Linked DNA regions of Homo sapiens: region 2 is linked to region 1. Evidence: read pairs that join two places in POLR2A ChIA-PET (ENCODE). Cell type or tissue: GM12878. All regions are shown on one strand. Links, peaks and the distances in the headings refer to the core of each region. The heading gives the core; the rest is flanking DNA.

The links. ChIA-PET counts read pairs that join two places held together with the same protein. Peaks named below come from ENCODE experiments on the same cell type or tissue, not always from the same donor. Only the 100,000 strongest peaks of a DNase experiment are listed, where the experiment ranks them.
Region 2: POLR2A ChIA-PET joins it to region 1 with 9 read pairs; 4 of 35 experiments call an interaction of 5 or more read pairs at or near these places.

What each region holds. Positions count from the first base shown.
Region 1 is chr12:121,693,447-121,704,310 of GRCh38, forward strand. No RefSeq gene overlaps it. Among named protein-coding and RNA genes, the nearest start is that of TMEM120B, 14 kb to the right of the region's middle. In GM12878, for the core only: a CTCF peak has its summit at 3,837 (motif pointing right); no DNase peak of the experiment used is centred there.
Region 2 is chr12:121,385,506-121,394,557 of GRCh38, forward strand. It overlaps LOC124903037 (a long non-coding RNA gene), which reads left to right. Exons shown (of 2, transcript XR_007063498.1): 2 at 6,465-6,921. Among named protein-coding and RNA genes, the nearest start is that of RNF34, 10 kb to the right of the region's middle. RefSeq lists an enhancer at 6,278-6,687. In GM12878, for the core only: no CTCF peak of the experiment used is centred there; a DNase peak (open chromatin) is centred at 6,416; H3K4me3 peaks cover 535 bases; H3K27ac peaks cover 1,172 bases.

The DNA of each region.
Region 1 (10,864 bases), core at 3,628-8,627:
CTGCTCTGAGCTGTGATTATGCCGTGGCACTCTAGACAGGGCAACAGAAAAAAAAAAAAAAAGAATGTCACAGCAGCGAAATGAATGAATTATAGTCACATGTAACAATGGCTGAGTCTAATATGGAGCTATAATACCAACTACAGGAAGACAGATAGACATGTATATATATATGTGTGTGTGTGTGTGTGTGTGTGTATAATTTATATTAATAATTATGTTCAGCCAGGTGCTGTGGCTCACGCCTATAATCTCAGCACTTTGGAAGGCTGAGGCGGGCAGATCATCTGAGGTCAGGAGTTCGAGACCAGCCTGGTCAACATGGTGAAACCCTGTCTCTACTAAAAATACAAAAATTGGCGTGGTGGCATGCGCTTGTAATTCCAGCTACTCAGGAGGCTGAGGCAGGAGAATCACTTGAACCCAGGAGGTGGAGGTTGCAGTGAACTGAGATGGCACCATTGCACTCCAGCCTAGGCAACAGAGCAAGACTCCATCTCAAAAAATAAATAAATAAATAAATAAAAATAATTATGTTCATACATAACTTTAAAAATAAAAGATCCAAACCAGGAAAAATAAATATAAGTGGTAAAACTACAAAGAAAAGCAACTAAATTACCAGAAAAGCAAGGCTGTGGTTACGTCTGGGGGAAAGAAGGAGGCCAAGGCTGAGAGTCTGCATGTTCCAGGATTCTGGGCTCTGGCAGTGATTAATTTCATGACCTGGGTGGTATGTACCTAGGTGTTCAGCTTACTATTACTTGACAAACTGTACATAATGGTTTTTGTGCTTTCCTCTATGCTTATTTCGTGAGAAAATATAAATGTAAAAAAAAGCTGACAAAAGCAAGTCTCAGCACATTGTTGTTTTAAATGTAATAGATTAGTATACAATTTATTTACAAGATGAACAGTACACAACATAATGAGATATAAAAGAACATAAATTGAACTAGAATGATATACCCCAAGTTCACAATAGTGGTTGCTTCTGGAGAGTGAGAAAGTGGGGATTAATGTATAATTATATGCCAGGTGCAGTAGCTCACACCTGTAATCCCAGCACTTTGGGAGGCCAAGACAGGAGGATCGCTTTGAGACCAGCCTGGTCAACATACTGAGACTGCCATCTCTACAGAAAATGTAAAAAATTAGCCGGGTGTGGTGGCATGCACTTGTAGTCCCAGCTACTCGAGAAGTTGAGGTAAAAGGATCACTTGAGCCTGGGAGGTCAAGGATACAGTGAACTGAGATCACATCACCGTGCTCTAGCCTGGGCGACAGAGACAGACCTTGTCTCAAATAAATAAATAAATTAAATATTTTTTAAAAGGCCAGGCCTGGTGGCTCACGCCTGTAATTCCCAGCACTTTGGGAGACCGAGGTGGGCAGATCACGAGGTCAATAGATCGAGACCATCCTGGCCAAAATGGTGAAACCCCATCTCTACTAAAGATACAAAAATTAGCTGGGCATGGTGGCTTACACCTGTAGTCCCAGCTATTCAGGAGGCTGAGGCACAAGAATCACTTGAACCTGGGAGGCGGAGGTTGCAGTGAGCCGAGATCGTGCCACTGCACTCCAGCCTGGGTGACAGAGTGAGATTCTGTCTCAAAAAAAGAAAAAAAGAGGCCAGGTGCGGTGGCTCATGCCTGTAATCCCAGCACTTTGGGAGGCCGAGGCGGGTGGATCATGCGGTCAGGAGATCGAGACCATCCTGGCTGACATGGCGAAACCCCATCTCTACTAAAAATATAAAAAATTAGCCAGGCGTGGTGGTGGGCGCCTGTAGTCCCAGCTACTTGGGAGGCTGAGGCAGGAGAATGGTGCGAACCTGGGAGGCGGAGCTTGCAGTGAGCCGAGATCGCACCACTGCACTTCAGCCTGGATGACAGAGCAAGACTCCGTCTCAAAAAAAAAAAAATATATATATATATATATATATATAATTATATAATAATATGTAATTCTAATCTAGTGGTTTTTAAGGTATTCACAGGGTTGTGCGACCACTACCGCTATCTACTTTTGGAATATTTTCATCACTTCGAAAGGAACCTGATACCCATTAGTTGTCACTCTTCCTTTCCCCACTCCCCCAGCCCCTGGCAAGCACTTCTCTGCTTTCTGTCTCTCTGAATTTGCCTGTTCTGGACATTTCCTATAAGTGGAATCATACCCTATGTAGTCTTTTGTGATGCACGACCTTCACTTCCCACGATGTCTTCAAGGTTTTTCCATGTGACAACCTGTGTCAATACATCATTCTGTTGGATGGCTGAATCATATTCCATTGTGCGGTAGATCACATTTTGTTTATTCATTCATCAGTGGATGGACACTTGCATTGTTTCCACTTTTTGGCTTTTAGGAATAATGCTAGTATCAACATTTGTGTACAAGTTTTTGTGTGGACATAATGTTTCATTTCGTTTGGTGCTACACCCAGAAGTGGAATCGCTCTGTCGTATGGTAACGGTGTTTCATATTTTGAGGAACTGCCAAACTGTCTTCCGAAGTGGCTGCACCATTTCACATTCCCATCGGTAATACGTGAGGGTCTTAATTTCTCCACATCTTTAACATTTATGATTGTCTTTTTAACTTTAGCTATTCTAGTGAGTGAGATCACTCTGATCCGATTTGCATTTCCCTAATAATTAATGATGTTGAACTCAGGATGTCTTTGTTAAATGCAGAAATAACCATGTAAATTTCCAGATTAAATCGCCACATCAAAATTTTTATATGATTAATTTGAACAATTAATACTTTAGTTATTTTCTGATTACAAAAGCAGTATATACTCAAATGATTATTCCCAAAGTCAGGGTAATCCTTTGAGGGGAAGAGAGAGAGAGCCAGGATCGGAGAAGAGGGACATTGGTCATTTAAAGCGATGGCATGGCCAGGCCCAGTGGCTCACACCTGTAATCCCAGCACCTTGGGAGGCCAAGGTGGGAGGATCACTTGAGGTAAGGAGTTTGAGACCAGCCTGGCCAATATGGTGAAATACCATCTCTACAAAAATACAAAAATTAGCTGGGCATGGTGGTGGGTGCCTGTAATCTCAGCTACTTGGGAGGCTGAGCAGGAGAATCCTTTGAACCCTGGAGGCAGAGGTTGCAGAGAGCCGAGATCAGGCCACTGTACTCCAGCCTGGGGAACAAGGGCAAAACTCCATCTAAAAAAAAAAAGAAAAGAATGATGGCAATGTCTTCTTCTTGACCTGGGTCAGTTACACAGATTGACTTTGTAATTATTATTTAAATTACATCTGTACATTTTTTTTTTTTTTTTGAGATGGAGTCTCGCTCTGTCACCCAAGCTGGAGTGCAGTGGCGTGATCTCAGCTCACTGCAAGCTCCACCTCCCGGGTTCACGCCATTCTCCTGCCTCAGCCTCCCGAGTAGCTGGGACTACAGGCGCCCACCACCACGCCCGGCTAATTTTTTGTATTTTTAGTAGAGACGGGGTTTCACTGTGTTAGCCAGAATGGTCTCGATCTCCTGACCTTGTAATCCACCCGCCTCGGCCTCCCAAAGTGCTGAGATTACAGGCGTGAACCACCATGCCCGGCCTACATCCGTACATTTTATGCACAAAAGATTATTACTGTTTCACATTATTACTGTGGAAAATTTGGAAAGCAAATGTTTTGCCTTATCAAAGATGAATAAGGATGAATGTTTACACCATCTAATCATATCAGTGAGTTTTTCTTTGAGTGGTAGGTTTTCAGATTGTGAGAAAAATGGAAAAATAATATTTGTTAATAAATCTTCAACAAACGTTTCGCCTTTTGTTAGATGAAAGAAATTTCAAGATGTTGCCAGCAGGTGGCAGAATAAAATAAGATTTAATCTTGTAGCCCAAAAAGCAAATCAAAACAAAAACGTAAGCAGCAGCCAGCCCTTTACCTGGTCATTGGAAAACATTTCTTATAAATTTCCCAGCCATATCTGCCATAATAGAAAATAACCTGGTAAACAGGGCCTCATTGGAAAACTTTCATTTTATTTTTTTTGAGATGGATCTCGCTCTGTTGCCCAGGCTAGAGTACAGTGGCGTGATCTTGGCTCACTGCAAACTCTGCCTCCTGGGGTCAAGCGATTCTCCTGCCTCAGCCTCATGAGTAGCTGGGATTACAGGCGCCCGCACCATGCCCGGCTAATTTTGGTATCTTTACTAGAGATGGGGTTTCACCATGTTGGCTAAAACTTTAAATTTGGACACCAAGCCAAAAAAATCATTCTCATCATCCCTTTCATTAAGATACATTTATTTGGGGCAGGAGGGAGGATGCAAAAACTGGGAAGAGGGTGGTGGCAGTGATGGGAGATGGGTTATGTATCAGGTGTGATGATTGGATAAATAAATACAATAAGGAGGCCAGGCACAGTGGCTCATGCCTGTAATCCCAGCACTTTAAGAGGCTGAGGCCAGTGGATCACCTGAGGTCAGGAGTTGGAAACCAGCCTGGCCAACATGGTGAAACCCTGTCACTATCAAAAAAGGAAAAAATTAGCTGGGTGTGGTGGTGGGCACCTGTAATCCCAGCTATTTAGGAGGCTGAGGCATGAGAATCTCTTGACCTGGGAGGCGGAGGTTGCAGTGAGCCAAGATCATGGAATGCCATCACATTCCATCCTGTCTATCCTGGGCAACAGAGCAAGACTCCATCTCAAAAAAAAAAAAAAAAAGGCCAGGCGCGGTGGCTCATGCCTGTAAATCCCAGCACTTTGGAAGGCCGAGGCGGATGTATCACAAGGTCAGGAGATCGAGACTATCCTGGCTAACACAGTGAAACCCCGTGTCTACTAAAAATACAAAAAATTAGCCGGGTGCGGTGGTGGGCACCTGTAGTCCCAGCTACTCCGGAGGCTGAGGCAGGAGAATGGTGTGAACCCGGGAGGCGGAGCTTACAGTGAGCCAAGATCGCGCCACTGCACTCCAGCCTAGGTGACAAAAAAAAAAAAAAAAAAGATCGAAGAACTGTTTCATATTACAGGCAGCCAAAGAGACATGACACCTGAATGTGATGGAGAATCTTGGATTGGATCCTTTGCTATAAAGGATGCCGGCCGGGCGCGGTGGCTCATGCCTGTAATCCCAGCACTTTGGGAGGCCAAGGCGGCAGATCACCTGAGGTCGGGAATTCGAGACCAGCCTGACCAACATGGAGAAACTCCGTCTCTACTAAAAATACAAAATTAGCCGGGCGTGGTGGCGCATGCCTGTAATCCCAGCTACTCGGGAGGCTGAGGCAGGAGAATTGCTTGAACCTGGGACGCGGAGGTTGCGGTGAGCCGTGATTGTGCCATTGCACTCCAGCCTGGGTAACAAGAGTGAAATTCCGTCTCAAAAAAAAAAAAAAAGAAAGAAAAATATAAAGGATGCCATTGGAGGGTGGGCATGGTGGCTCATGCCCGTAATCCCAGCACTTTGGGAAAGGCTGAGGCTGGAGGATTGCTTGAGCCCAGTAGTTTGAGACCAGGCTAGGCAGCATGGTGAGATTCAGCTCTACAAAAGTCACCAAAGACCATACATAGTAAGACTCCATTCATATGAAATGTCCAGAATAGGCAAATCTTTTTTTTTTTTTTTTTTTTTTTTTTGGGATGGAGTCTTGCTCTGTCGCCCAGGCTGGAGTGCAGTGGCGCAATGTCGGCTCACTGCAAGCTCTGCCTCCTGGGTTCACACCATTCTCCTGCCTCAGCCTCCAGAGTAGCTGGGGCTACAGGCGCCCGCCACCATGCCCGGCTAATTTTTGTTGTATTTTTTTTAGTAGAGACAGGGTTTCACCGTGTTAGCCAGGATGGTCTCGATCTCCTGACCTCATGATCCGCCTATATCGGCCTCCCACAGTGCTGGGATTATAGGCGTGAGCCATCGTGCCCGGCCAGAATAGGCAAATCTCTATAGAGAAAGTAGATTAGTGGCTTCCAGGAGCTGATGGTAAAGGAGTGACTGTTAATGGGTATGAGGTTTTTTGGGGGAGCATGATGAAAATGTCCTGGAGTTAGGTCATGGTAGTGGTTGTATAACCTATGAATTTACTAAAAACCACTGAATTATTGCTTTTAAAACCAACTTAAAGGGGTAAATGATATCTTAATACAGGTGTTATCTTTATTGCTTCCTTTTTTTTTTTTTTTTTTTTTTTTTTTTTTGCAGACAGAGTCTCGCTCTGTCGTCCAGGCTGGAGGGTAGTGGTGAGATCTTGGCTCACTGCAACCTCCACCTCCCAGGTTCAAGCAATTCTCCTGCCTCAGCCTCCCAAGTAGCTGGGATTACAGGCATGCGCCACCACGCCCGGCTAATTTTGTATTTTTAATAGAGATGGGGTTTCACCATGTTGGCCAGGCTGGTCTCAAACTCCTGACCTCAAGTGATCTATCCTCTCAGCCTCCCAAAGTGCTGGGATTACAGGCATGAGCCACTGTGCCTGACCAAAACATTTATTTATTTATTTATTTATCTATCTATCTGAGATGGAGTCTCGCTCTCTCACCCAGGCTGGAGTGCGGTAGTGCGATCTCGGCTCACTGCAAGCTCCGCCTCCCGGGTTCACGCCATTCTCCTGCCTCAGCCTCCCAAGTAGCTGGGAATACAGGTGCCCGTCACCACGCCCGGCTAATTTTTTGTGTTTTTAGTAGAGACGGGGTTTCATCGTGTTAGCCAGGATGGTCTGGATCTCCTGACCTCGGGGTCCGCCCGCCTCGGCCTCCCAAAGTGCTGGGATTACAGGCGTGAGCCACCTCGCCCTGCCCAAAACATTTATTTTTTAAAAAACACAAATACGGGAAGCTGAGGCAGGAGAATGGCGTGAACCCGGGAGGCGGAGCTTGCAGTGAGCCAAGATAGCGCCACTGCAGCAGTCCGGCCTGGGCAAAAGAGAGAGACTCCGTCTCAAAAAATAAAAAAATAAAAAATTTAAAAAACACAAATATCGTCTGGGCGTGGTGGCTCATGCCTTCAATCCCAGCACTTTGGAAGTTCAAGGTGGGGGGATCATGCGGTCAAGAGATCGAGACCATCCTGGCCAACATGGTGAAACCCGGTCTCTACTAAAAATACAAAAAAAAATGAGCCGGGAGTGGCAGCGTGCGCCTGTAATCCCAGCTACTTGGGAGGCTAAGGCAGGAGAATCGCTTGAACCTGGGAGGCGGAGGTTGCAGTGAGCTGAGATCGCACCACTGCACTCCAGCCTGGCGACAGAGTGAGACTCAGTCTCTAAAAAAATAAACAAATAAAATAAAAAACAAAAGAAAACACAAATATCTAGTGCTGACATGCTAGGCACTTCGCCTACCTACATTATTACATTTCATCCTTGCAACAATCCTACAAGGAGGACTTAAAATCCTTCTTATAGGGGCAGGTAAATAAAGTATTCTCCTGCAAGAACTAAAACTGGGATTTTTTTTTTTTCTTTTTGAGATGGAGTCTCACTCTATCGCCCAGGCTGGAGTGCAGTGGCACGATCTTGGCTCACTGCAACCTCTGCCTCCCAGGTTCAAGTCATTCTCCTGCCTCAGCCTCTTGAGTAGCTGGAACTACAGGCGCCCGCCACCACGTCCAGCTAATTTTTGTATTTTTAGTAGAGACGGGGTTTGACCATGTTGACCGGGCTAGTCTCAAACTCCTGACCTCAGGTAATCCACCTGCCTCAGCCTCCCAAAGTGCTGGGATTACAGGCATAAGCCACTGCGTCTGGCATAACTTTTTGTTTCTTTGTTTGCTTGTTTTGAGACAGGGTCTCACTCTGTTACCCAGACTGGAGTGCAGTGGCACTATCTTGGCTCACTGCAACATCTACCTCTCAGTTTCATATGATTCTTCTGCCTCAGCCTCCCAAGTAGCTGGGTCTACAAGTGTATACCACCATGCCCAGGTAGTTTTTGTATTTTTTGTAGTGACAGGGTTTTGCCGTGTTGCCCAGGCTGCTCTCAAACCCCTGGGCTCAAGCGATCCTCCCACCTGGCCTCCCAAAGTGCTGGGATAACCTGATCATGTAACTTTAATCAATAGGTACACATTATTTTTGGTCCTACTTTTCTTTGCTAAACATGACTTAATATAGCTGTTTACAGGTATCCATTTAATTCCCATAATTATCATTTTAATAGCTGCATGGCATGACGTGAAATAGACTATAGTTCACCCAGCTGTTGCCCTATTGTGGGTATTGAGGATGTATCCATTGTGTGGCTGATCTGAAAAGTGCTGCTATAAACATATTTGCACAAATTGTTTGTTATAATCTTTGGGACTATTTTGAGCAAGGGCATTTGTTGGAAGTAGAAGAAGGAAAAGTCTGAGGAATTTTAACTTCTCCTTGGACAGGTGCCCTTGCTTTTAGAATTGGCTCTTAGTATTTTGCAATGCTTAAGTAGCACAGCTGCTATTAATAGTAGCTACATGATCTTGGGTAAATTCCTTCACCTCTCTGCACCTTAGACTCTAGCACTGGCTGGTAACTTGTAGAATTACAGGATCCTGGGCCTCTCCTAGAACCTACTGAATCAGAATCTGCATTTTAGCAAGATCCCCAGGTGGTGATTCATGGGCACATTAAAAGTCAGAGAGGCTGGGCATGGTGGCTCACACCTGTAATCCCAGCACTTTGAGAGGATCACTTGAGCCCAGGAGTTTGAGACTAGCCTGGGCAACATAGCAAGACCCCGTCTCTACGAGAAATAAAAGAATCAGCTGGGCATGGTGGCACACCTGTAGTCCCAGTTACTCAGGAAGCTGAGGGGAAAGAATTGCTCAAGCCTGGGAGCTGGAGGCTGCAGTGAGCTGTGATCGCACCACTGCACTCCAGCTTGGATGACAGAGACCTTGTCTCAAAAGAAAAAAGAAAGAAAGAAAAAAACAGTTGGAGAAATCATGACTTAGAGTACTTACCTGTAAAATAGGTATAATAAAGGTCTTATGTCATAAGACTGTTATGTAGATAATGCATGTACACACACACACACACACGCACACACACACAGTGTAGAGAAGAGTGCCAGGCACATAGTGAGTGTGTGTTTGCTACTTTTGTGACTCTCCCCAGCTGGTTGAGCAAATCCGCAGGCTGGCGGTCCCTAAGTAGAATGTCTCAAAGAGAACAAAAGGTGAGGGTGGAGGTGAGGGTGAGGGAGGATAGTCTCCCACCATACTTTCTCACCCACCATAATCACAGTCCCCAGAGAGCCAGGTCCAGCCTCCGGTTGCTGATGAGTGCGTCTGAAAGCACTCTGGGGGCGGGGCGTGGTGGCTCACGCCTATAATCCCAGCACTTTGGCAAACCAAGGCAGGCGGATCACCTGAGGTCAGGAGTTCGAGACCAGCCTGGCCAATGTGGCGAAACCCCATCTCTACTAAAAATACAAAAATTAGCCAGGCGAGGTGGCACACACCTGTAATTCCAGCTACTTGGGAGGTGAGGCAGGAGAATTGCTTGAACCCGGGAGATGGAGGTTGCAGTGAGCCGAGACTGTGCCACTGCAATCCAGCTTGGGTGACAGAGCAAGACTCTGTCTTTAAAAAAAAAAATGGAAGTGCTTTGGGCAAGAGCAAGAACCGGGACAGGGCAGCAGCCAAGTCAACCCTGATACTTGGCACATGAGCGGCTGCTCAGATCGGGGTGGCTGGCAGGTGCCATCTACAGAAGGGCTCATAAATAATGCACATGGAGTCCTGACCCCACAGAGAGAAGAGTCCCTCCGATTCGCAACCTGACCGCCTGGCTGACCTGCCCATGGCACCTGCCTGGATCTCCCTGGGAGGCAGGGCCAGCCTCCCCTGCCCAGAGGCAACTTGAGGCTGAAGGACCTGTTTGGATTGCAAGCTGCAAGCAGAGGTGAAGGGGTATCTGCTTCCCAAATCCTCTGCTTGGTAACATTATATTCTTCCTCCAAGGTCCTGTGTTTTTGTAGCCCCAATGAAATGAACTGTTTTCTGTTTTTTCACCATTCAAGTGATTTAACTGCTTTTAGAATCTTCACAACAACATTGGTTTATTCTCTTCATGACACATTGTACTGGGAGTCTTAAATGTCTCCAGTGACCAGCAGGTAACATAAACCGATGATGGAGTTTATGTTATGGAGGCCTGGGCAAGACAACTGGGAATGGTGGGGACTGCGGCAACAGGCAGGGCCCATGTAATGGTGCTAGCTGTTCCTATGTTCCAGCCAATCGCCATGCAGGAATGTGAACCCAGTGTGTCCAGATCTTCCCTTCTTTTTTTTTTTTTTTTTCTTTTTTTTGAGATGGAGTCTTGCTCTGTTGCCCGGGCTGGAGTGCAGTGGTGCGATCTCAGCTCACTGCAAGCTCCACCTCCCGAGTTACACCATTCAATTGCATCAGCCTCCTGAGTAGCTGGGATTACAGGCGCCCGCCACCACGCCCGGCTAATTTTTTTGTATTTTTAGTAGAGACGGGGTTTCTCCATGTTGGCCAGGATGGTCTCGATCTCCTGACCTTGTGATCCACCCGCCTCAGCCTCCCAAAGTGCTGGGATTACAGGCGTGAGCCACAGCTCCTGGCCTTATTTTTTTTTAAAGAGGGAGTCTTGGTCTGTTGCCCAGGCCAGAGTGCAGTGACGTGATCTTGGCTCACTACAACCTCCACCTCCCAGATTCAAGCAATTCTCCTGCTTCAGCCTCCGGAGTAGCTGGGACTACAGGCGCTCATCACCACACCTGTCTAATTATTGTATTTTTAGTAGAGACGAGGTTTCACCATGTTGGCCAGGCTGGTCTCAAACTCCTGACCTCAGGTGATCTGCCCGCCTTGACCTCCCAAAGTGCTGGGATTACAGGCATGAGCCACTGCACCTGGCCTCAACATGGGTGAGTCACAA
Region 2 (9,052 bases), core at 3,309-8,308, 310 kb before region 1:
CGTCTGTCTAATTTGGCTATAAATGTGCAAGAGCGTCAGCCTGTCTGCCTTGGATTGTAAACTGTTAGAGGAGAGAGGCAAGGTTTAGCTAATTCTCTGTGTGAATCATTTAGCATGGCATAGCACTACACACAATCAAGGTTTTAATAAATGTGTTGATTATGATCTTTGAAAAAAGGCTTAGTCCCATTTATCGTCTTCTCGACCTTGTCAGCACTTCTCAAGAGGGTGGGGAGAGTTGACTTAATCTACATTTTTTTTTTTTTGAGACAGAATCCCACTCTGTCATCCAGGCTGGAGTGCAGTGGTGTGATCTCGGCTCACTGCAACCTCTGCCTCCCCAGGTTCAAGCAATTCTTGTGCCTCAGCCTCCCAAGTAGTTGGGATTACAGGTATGCGCCACCATGCCCGGCTAATTTTTGTATTTTTAGTAGAGACAGGGTTTCACCATGTTGAACAGGCTGGTCTCAAACTCCACACCTGAAGTGATCTGCCCGCCTTGGCCTCCCAAAATGCTGGGATTACAGGCGTGAACCACCGCACCTGGCCTACTTTTAATACCTGAAGCTTATGCTAAATACGATAACTGCAACGTATCAGTGACGTCTGTTGGTGAATGTCTGAAATGTATTTTCACATTTCTGTAGCTGTTTGAGATGATATTACTTATATGGTACTTGGACACTTGACTTGAAGTAAATATGTTTTAAAATTGAATCACTTCAGTGTGAAATTCAAATTTTGTGGAATCCAAAAATATTTATTTTGACTTTTGCCAACTGTTATTGGGGATGGAATGCCTAATCCTTGAATTGTAACTTCAACAGAAAGGTCTCATTACCAGCACAGGGGTGAACAAAGGCTCAAGGAGACAGGAGACTTCTATATTTTGCCTCTTAACTATTTTTATTACAGTCAGTGATGTTAATCTCTAAAATATCCCAATAAATTAATGTAATCACTGCAGTTTTCTTTTTTTTTTTTTCTTTTTTTGAGACAGAGTTTCACTCTTGTTGCCCAGGCTGAAGTGCAATGGCACGATCTTGGCTCATTGCAACCTCCATCACCCGGGCTCAAGCGATTCTCCTGCCTCAGCCTCCTGAGTAGCTGGGATTACAGGCATCTGCCACCACGCCCGGCTGATTTTGTATTTATAGTAGAGACGGGGTTTCTCCATGTTGGTCAGGCTGGTCTCGAACTCCCAACCTCAGGTGATCTGCCCACCTCGGCCTCCCAAAGTGCTGGGATTACAGGCGTGAGCCACCATACCCAGCAGTTTTCTATCCATTCTATCAATATTCTATGCATTCATTCATATTTATTAAGTTGTCTATTATGTGCTAGGTTTTGAAATGTATAAAGAAGATGAAGGCCAGGTGTGGTGGCTCACACCTGTAATCCCAGCACTTTGGGAGGCTGAGGTGGGAGGAACACTTGAGCCCAGGGGTTTGAGATCAACTTAGGCACCATAGGGAGACCCTGTCTCACAAAACTTTTTTCAATAATTGTCTGGGTATGGTGGCATGTGCCTATGGTCCCCGCTACTCAGGAGGCTAAGGCAGGAGGATTGCTTGAGCCTAGGAGGTTAAGGCTGTGGTGAGCCATGTTTGTGCCACTGAACTCCAGCTTGGGCAACAAAAAGAAGGTAGACATGGTAACTGCCCTCATGGAGTGTAAAGTCTATCCAGACAAGTAACCAGTTACACAGTGGGCTGCATTTGTGGATGGGAGGAGATGTTGACTAGAGAGGAACAGACACAGACACACACAAACACACACATTTCTGGGATGACAGAAATGTTCTTATTTTGTTCTGGGTGAGTACATGAATGTATTCAGTCATCAAAACTCACCAAAGTGGCCAGGTGCGGTGGCTCACGCCTGTAATCCCAACACAGGCAGGAAGATCACATGAGGTCAGGAGTTCGAAACCAGCCTGGCCAAGATGGTGAAACCCCATCTCTATTAAAAATACAAAAATTAGCCAGGCATGGTGGCACACGCTTGTAATCCCGGCTACTTGGGAGGCTGAGGCAGGAGAATCACTTGAACTTGGGAGGCGGAGGTTGCAGTGAGTCGAGATTGCGCCACTGAACTCCAGCCTGGGTGACAGAGGGAGACTCTGTCTCAAAACAAAAGCAAAACTCACTGAACTGAACACTTAAGTTTCGTGCATTTTATTATACCTTAATTGCACTTCAATTTAAAAAAAAAAGCAGAAAAGAAAAACCAAGGTAGCAAAATAGCGATTATAATACGGTATGACAGTGAGTATCGTGTATGATGTACATGTGTATCAGTGTGCCTGACAACTTTAGGAGTTAAGAGTACAGCTCCTTGAGAAAGTCTACAGAGCTGGTAGCTAAAGGTTGATTAAAGATAGCCAGTCCAGGAAGCCAATGAAGCGCTTCCTCTGAACTTGGAAGAGATGGGGAATTTACATCTCAAAAGAGCTTGCCTGTGCAAAGGCCCAGAGGTAGGAGAGTATGACCCACTGGGGCACTGCAAGCAGTTCAGTATGGTTACAGTGGAGGTTGTGAGGTGAGGGTGGTGGGAAGTAGGCCTGGAGGGGTGAGCAGGGAATGGACGATAAAGGACCCTGTAACACTATTTTAATAAATTTGGACTTTTTCATGAGGCCATTGGGAAACCCTAAAGGAATAAATGTGTGTGTGTGTGTATATATATACACACACACACACATTTATGAGTGAGATCTTGGCTCACTGCACCCTCTGCCTCCCGGGTTCAAGTGATTCTCCTGCCTCAGCCTCCCAAGTAGCTGGGATTACATGTGCGCGTCACCATGCCTGGCTAATTTTTGTATTTTAAGTAGAGACAGGGTTTCACCATGTTGGCCACGCTAGTCTTGAACTCCTGGCCTCAACTGATCTGCCCACCTCAGCCTCCCAAAGTACTGGGATTACAGGCATGAGCCGCCTTGCCCCACCATCCCAAAGGAATTTAAACAGGAAAAGACAAAGTCAGACTTTTCGTGTAAAGAGGCTTTTGTCCTCAGGATAGAGAGCAAACCAGAAGTGGGGATGACTAAGCAGGTGGTGGGGGTGGTGGGGTAGTGCAGATTGGAGCTCAAGCTCCTGCAGCTGCAATGAAGCAAGAGAAACAGTAAGAGCCATGGGCCAAGGGGATGAAGAAGTAGATGGATGTGAGTGGTGCACAGGGCTAGAGCTGCTCAAAGGCAAAGTCAAGGATGACTTGCAGTTCTCTAGCATGGTGCCATAGAGCATGGTAGGGAACCCAGGAAGAGGAGCATGGGTTGGAAGGAAGTGGGTACTGAGCTGACAAATCTGAAACGCAGGGAAGAGACGGATTGGCAGAGGCTCAGGAGACCCATATACAGACCTAGACAGGGAATTCCTGAGAATGGTTACCTATCTGGAGTACAGGGTGAGGTCATCCAGAAGAATCTGTCGAGTGAGAAGTGGAAAGGCCTGCAATACTTGTATCAACACCAAAACTTGAAGGGTGGGTAGAGGAGATGGAGAAGAAATTGCTCAGAGAGACAGAAGGAAAACCGAGAGAGTAGAGTAGGTGGCCCAGCACGGTGGCTCACGCCTGTAATCACAACACATTAGGAGGCTGAGACAGGAGGAGTGCTTGAGCCCAGAAGTTTAAGACCATCCTGGGAAACATAGGGAGACCCCGTCTCTACAAAAAATAATAATAAATTAGCTGGATGTGATGGTGCACATCTGTAATACCAGCTACTCAGGAGGCTTAGGCAGGAGGATTGCTTAAGCCCAGGAGGTCAAGGCTGCAGTGAGCCATCATGGTGCCACTGCACGCCAGCCTGGGTGACAGAGTAAGATCCTGACTCAAAAAATTTATTTATTTATTTATTTATTTATTTATTTATTGAGACGGAGTTTTGCTCTTGTTGCCCAGGCTGAAGTGCAGCGGTGTGATCACGGCTCACCACAATCTCTGCCTCCCAGGTTCAAGTGATTCTCCTGCCTCAGCCTCCTGAGTAGCTGGGATTACAGGCATGCACCACCACACCCGGCTAACTTTGTATTTTTAGTAGAGACGGGGTTTCTCCATGTTGGTCAGGCTGGTCTCGAACTCCCAACCTCAGGTGATCTGCCCACCTCAGCCTCCCGAAGTGTTGGGGTTATAGCATGAGCCGCTGAGCCTGGCCAAAAAATTTTTTAAGAAGAAAAGAAATCTGAAATCTATTTCATGTTATATCTGAAATAGACATGATATGCTTTCTCTTAGTTTTCTAAAAAATATGTTTAAACCCTTTTCTGGTTTAGAATTTACTGTAGTTTGGAGTATAAGATTTGTCCAGGTAAATTCCCAACATCCTTATCAAGGAGTCATCAGATAGTTTCCGTCTTTGAAGCCTGGGTTGTCTTTGAATTTAGAGCAAAGAATGGTTGGAGTTTTTCCAAAGTTGCCAGCAAAAAGCATGCGTTTAAGAGGTCAGACTTGGCTTCTGGTCCCATCTTTGCCTGTAGCTAGATGTGTGATCCTGAGCACACTTAACTCTTCTGGGAGGCACTTTGTCAATGTAAATTGAGAAAGTACATAAAGTGACCTTGAAGGGCCCTTCTAGCTCAAAAACTTTATAGCAAATGATGGACTCTTTTTTTTTTTTTTTTGAGACGAGGTGTCACTCTGTTGCCTAGGCTGAAGTGCAGTGGCAGGACCTCTGCTCACTGCAACCTCCACCTCCCAGGTTCAAGCAATTCTGCCTCAGCCTCCAGAGTTGCTGGTATTACAGGTGCCTGCCACCAAGCCTTGCTAATTTTTTGTATTTTTAGTAGAGACAGGGTTTCACCATGTTGGTCAGGCTGGTCTCAAACTCCTGACCTCAGGTGATCCGCCTGCCTGGGCCTCGCAAAGTGCAGGGATTACAGGCATGAGGTACTGTGCTCTGCCGGGACTCATTATTAAGTTCAGAATTTCTAGATCTTAGTGAGACTCCGTTCAAGCAAAACCATACTATGATACAACGGTTAACAAGATGAGAACCTGGCAAACTTTTAAATTTTTATTTATTTACTTATTATTTTTTAGAGCCGGTGTCTCTCTCTCTTGTCCAGGATGGCCTGCAGTTCCTGAGGTCAAGTGATCCTCTGGCCTCAGCCTCCCAAGTAGTGAGAACTATGGGTATGTGCCATCACGCTTGGCTAACCAACCCCCTGCTTAACCTGAGTTTGCAAATGTCAAAGTTGGAGATAGGTCATAAAATCGACTCACTGGTAGATTTTACAGACTGAATCTTGCTGTGTTGCCCAGGCTGGTCTATAAAACTTGGGCTCAAGTGATCCTCCCATTTGAGCCTCCCAAAGTGCTGGTATTACAGGTGTGAGCCATTTCCCCCAGCCCTGCAAATAAACCTATTTTCTTTTTAAATTACTCAGTCTCAAGTGTTCCTTTATAGCAACACCAATGGACTAAGACGTATATGAATGTAGATTTACTGTATAAGAATGAACTTGTTTTGGAAGGTCTGTCTTTTTATTGGAAGAATCGTAATTCTGGTGAGCATCATGCTGGACTGGGGATAGGAGAGTTGGCAGCTCTTCTTTCATCACTGCCTCACTGAGCCTCAGGCAAGACAGCTCACCTTCCCAAGCCATGAAAAGAAGAAAACCCTTTCTCCTTTCTGCCTGCTAAGGAGGGTTATTGGAGAAAAAGCCTGTAAAGTGCTCCAACTTCAGAGAAATATCAATTGGCCCTGTGTTATTTGTCTCACTCTCTGGAAACCACTTTATTTATTTATTTATTTATTTTATTTTGTTTTTCGAGACAGTCTTGCTCTGTGGCCCAGGCTGGAGTGCAGTGGTATGATCTCAGCTCACTACAACCTCTGCCTCCCGGGTTCAAGCAATTCTGCCTCAGCCTCCCGAGTAGCTGGGATTACATGTGCCCACCACCGCACCCAGCTAATTTTTGTATTTTTAGTAGAGATGGGGTTTCACCATCTTGGCCAGGCTGGTCTCGAACTCCTGACCTCGTGATCTGCCCGCCTTGGCCTCTCAAAGTGCTGGGATTACAGGCATGAGCCACCATGCCTGGCCTTTTTTTTTTTTAATTTATTTATTTGACACAGAGTCTCGTTCTGTCACCCAGGCTGGAGTGCAGTGGCATGATCTCGGCTCACTGCAACCTTCGCCTCCTGGATTCAAGTGATTGTCATGCCTCAACCTCCTGGGTAGCTGGGATTACAGGCACGCACCACCATGCCAGCCTAATTTTTGTATTTGTAGTAGAGACAGGGTTTCACCATGTTGGCCAGGCTGGTCTCAAACTCCTGAACTCAAGTGATCTGCCCGCCTCAGCCTCCAAAGTGTTGGGACATAGGCATGAGCTACCGTGCCTGGCCTGGGAACCACAGAAAGTTCTGTTTCTGTTTCACTTTCAGGATTCTTCAGCTATTTGGCAAAGTTGAAGACATAAGTTCCCGGTTCACAACCATTTTCTCCATTTTACAGAGGGAGAGACGTAAGGCAGAAGAAGATTACATGTACGAGTTGACAGCATAATTCACTGGCAGAATTCCAAAAAGATGCTATCAGTCCAAAAGAAAATGATTCTGGGGAGCCATCTGTTCTCCAGCTGCAGAGATGTTTCTCTAAAGTGCAATAAGTATTGTTGAAACCATCTTTACTGTAGCGGAAGTCAATCACAGTCTGGATTCAGATGGGAGCTGGTTTAAGCATTCAGATGAAGAGATACTTCGTCATTTCTACCAGTGAGTCAACTTTATGACCTATCTACAACTTTGGCATTTGCAAACTCAGGTTAAGCAGGGATGGTTAGAGAGTTTATTTGATCTTTTAAATTATAAAACTTATGCAATGAGTCCAAAAAAGATGGATTACCTTGAGTAGGTAAAATAGTTATATTTGTTAAATTGACCAAGGATAAATAAAAACATAGCAAACCAGATCCAATTCTCAAATATTTTGATCTGGCTCATATCTAGGCAACCAGAGTTGGGCACTCGTCTAATGATGATGCAGTTGAGCTTAGATGGGAGAGTGGTGGGGCATGGGTAGAGAGGTACACGTGCTGGAGATGAGACACGAATGGCAGAATGTAGAGAACTGTTAAAACTGGGTGATGGGTATGTGAGGGTTCATTGTATTATTCTATTTACTTTAAATATGTTTGACATTTTCCAGAATAAGAAATGGCTTAATACAGCAAGTTGCTAACCAACTTTTAAAAAGGCATATTATCTGCCTTCTATGACTTGTTATCATTGGGTGATTCCATTGTTAGGATAATAATAAAGCCTTCTACCCTATTGTCTTTTTTTTTTTTTTTTTTTTTTTTGAGACAGAGTCTTGCTCTGTCACCCAGGCTGGAGTGCAGTGGCACCATCTCGGCTCACTGCAAGCTCCGCCTCCCGGGTTCACGCCATTCTCCTGCCTCAGCCTCCCAAGTAGCTGGGACTACAGGCGCCCACCACCACACCCTGCTAATTTTTTTGTATTTTTAGTAGAGATGGGGTTTCACCATGTTAGCCAGGATGGTCTCGATCTCCTGACCTCATGATCCACCAGTCTCGGCCTCCCAAAGTGCTGGGATTACAGGCGTGAGCCACCGCACCCGGCCAAATACTCTTTTTTTTTTTTTTTTTTTGAGGAGTCTTGCTCTGTCGCCCAGGCTGGAGTGCAGTGGCGTGATCTCGGCTTACTGCAAGCTCCGCCTCCTGGGTTCACACCATTCTCCTGCCTCAGCCTCCTGGGTAGCTGGGACTACAGGTGCCTGCCACCACACCCAGCCAATTTCTTTTTCGATTTTTAGTGGAGACAGGGTTTCACCGTGTTAGCCAGGATGGTCTCGATCTGACCTCGTGATCCACTCGCCTTGGCCTCCCAAAGTGCTAGGATTACAGGCGTGAGCCACTGCGCCTGGCCTGTTGTCTTTTAAGTACACATCATGTTGAAAAAGATTATTCAGTAACTTACAAAAATTTAATTATTATTATTTTTTGAAACAGGGTCTCACTTTCTCACTCAAGTAGGAATGCAGTGGTGCAAACACGGTTAACTGCAGTCTCAACCTCCAGAGCTCAGGTGATCCTCCAACCTGAGTCTCTGGAGTAGCTGGGACTACAGGCTCCTGTCACCATGCCCAGTTAATTTTTTGTGTTTTTTGTAGAGCCCAGGCTGATCTCGAACTCCTCGGCTCAAGTTACCTGCCTGCCTTGGCCTCTCAAGTCATGAGTTACAGACATGAGCCACTGCACCTGGACTTATTAGTTTTTTTTGAGACAAGGTCTTGTTTTATCGTCCAGGTTGGAGTGCGGTGACACAATCACGGCTCACTGCAGTCTCACATTCCTGGGCTCAAGTAATCCTCCTGTCTCAGCCTCCTGAGTAGCTGGGACCACAGCCGTGCACCACCACACCTGGCTAATTTTTTATTTTTTGTAGAGACAGGGTTTCACTATGTTGCCCAGGCTGGTGTCCAACTCCTGGGCTCAAGCTGTTACCGAATGGAAAGTCTTGATTGTGAGTTGTCCAGGTTCTTGGCACGTTGAACAAAGAATTGAACAAAATGCACAAAGCAACAAAAGAATGAAGCAACAAAAGCACAGATTTATTGAAATGAAAGTACACTCCACAGAGTGGGAGCGGACTCAAGCAAGCAGCTCAAGAGCCCCAGCTGCAATGTTGTTTAGGGTTTTTATTAAACTAAAAGAATTTTGCAACATCCCTAGGTACCCTTTAGAGGCTTCCAATTGCTTACATCCTATGCCAATGAAGGATTTGCCCACAACCAATCAAAGGCTGAAGTGAAGGCTTGGCCCTCTACCAATTAGAGGCATTTACTGTTTGTGACCTAAGGGAGAGGGGATTTTGTAGAGGGAGGAGCCTCTGGCCCCTTATCACTTGGGCATGGAGAGGTGGGGTTTTCCTTCTGGTCCAGTTCCAAGAAGTCTGCTGCAGGTTGGCCTTAGGCTCCCTGTCTCCAGACCCTGTTCTCCTGCCTGAAAGTGGTGGTCCCACTTCGGCCTCCCAAAGTGCTGGGATTATAGGTGTGAGAGACCGTGCCCAACCTAATTGTG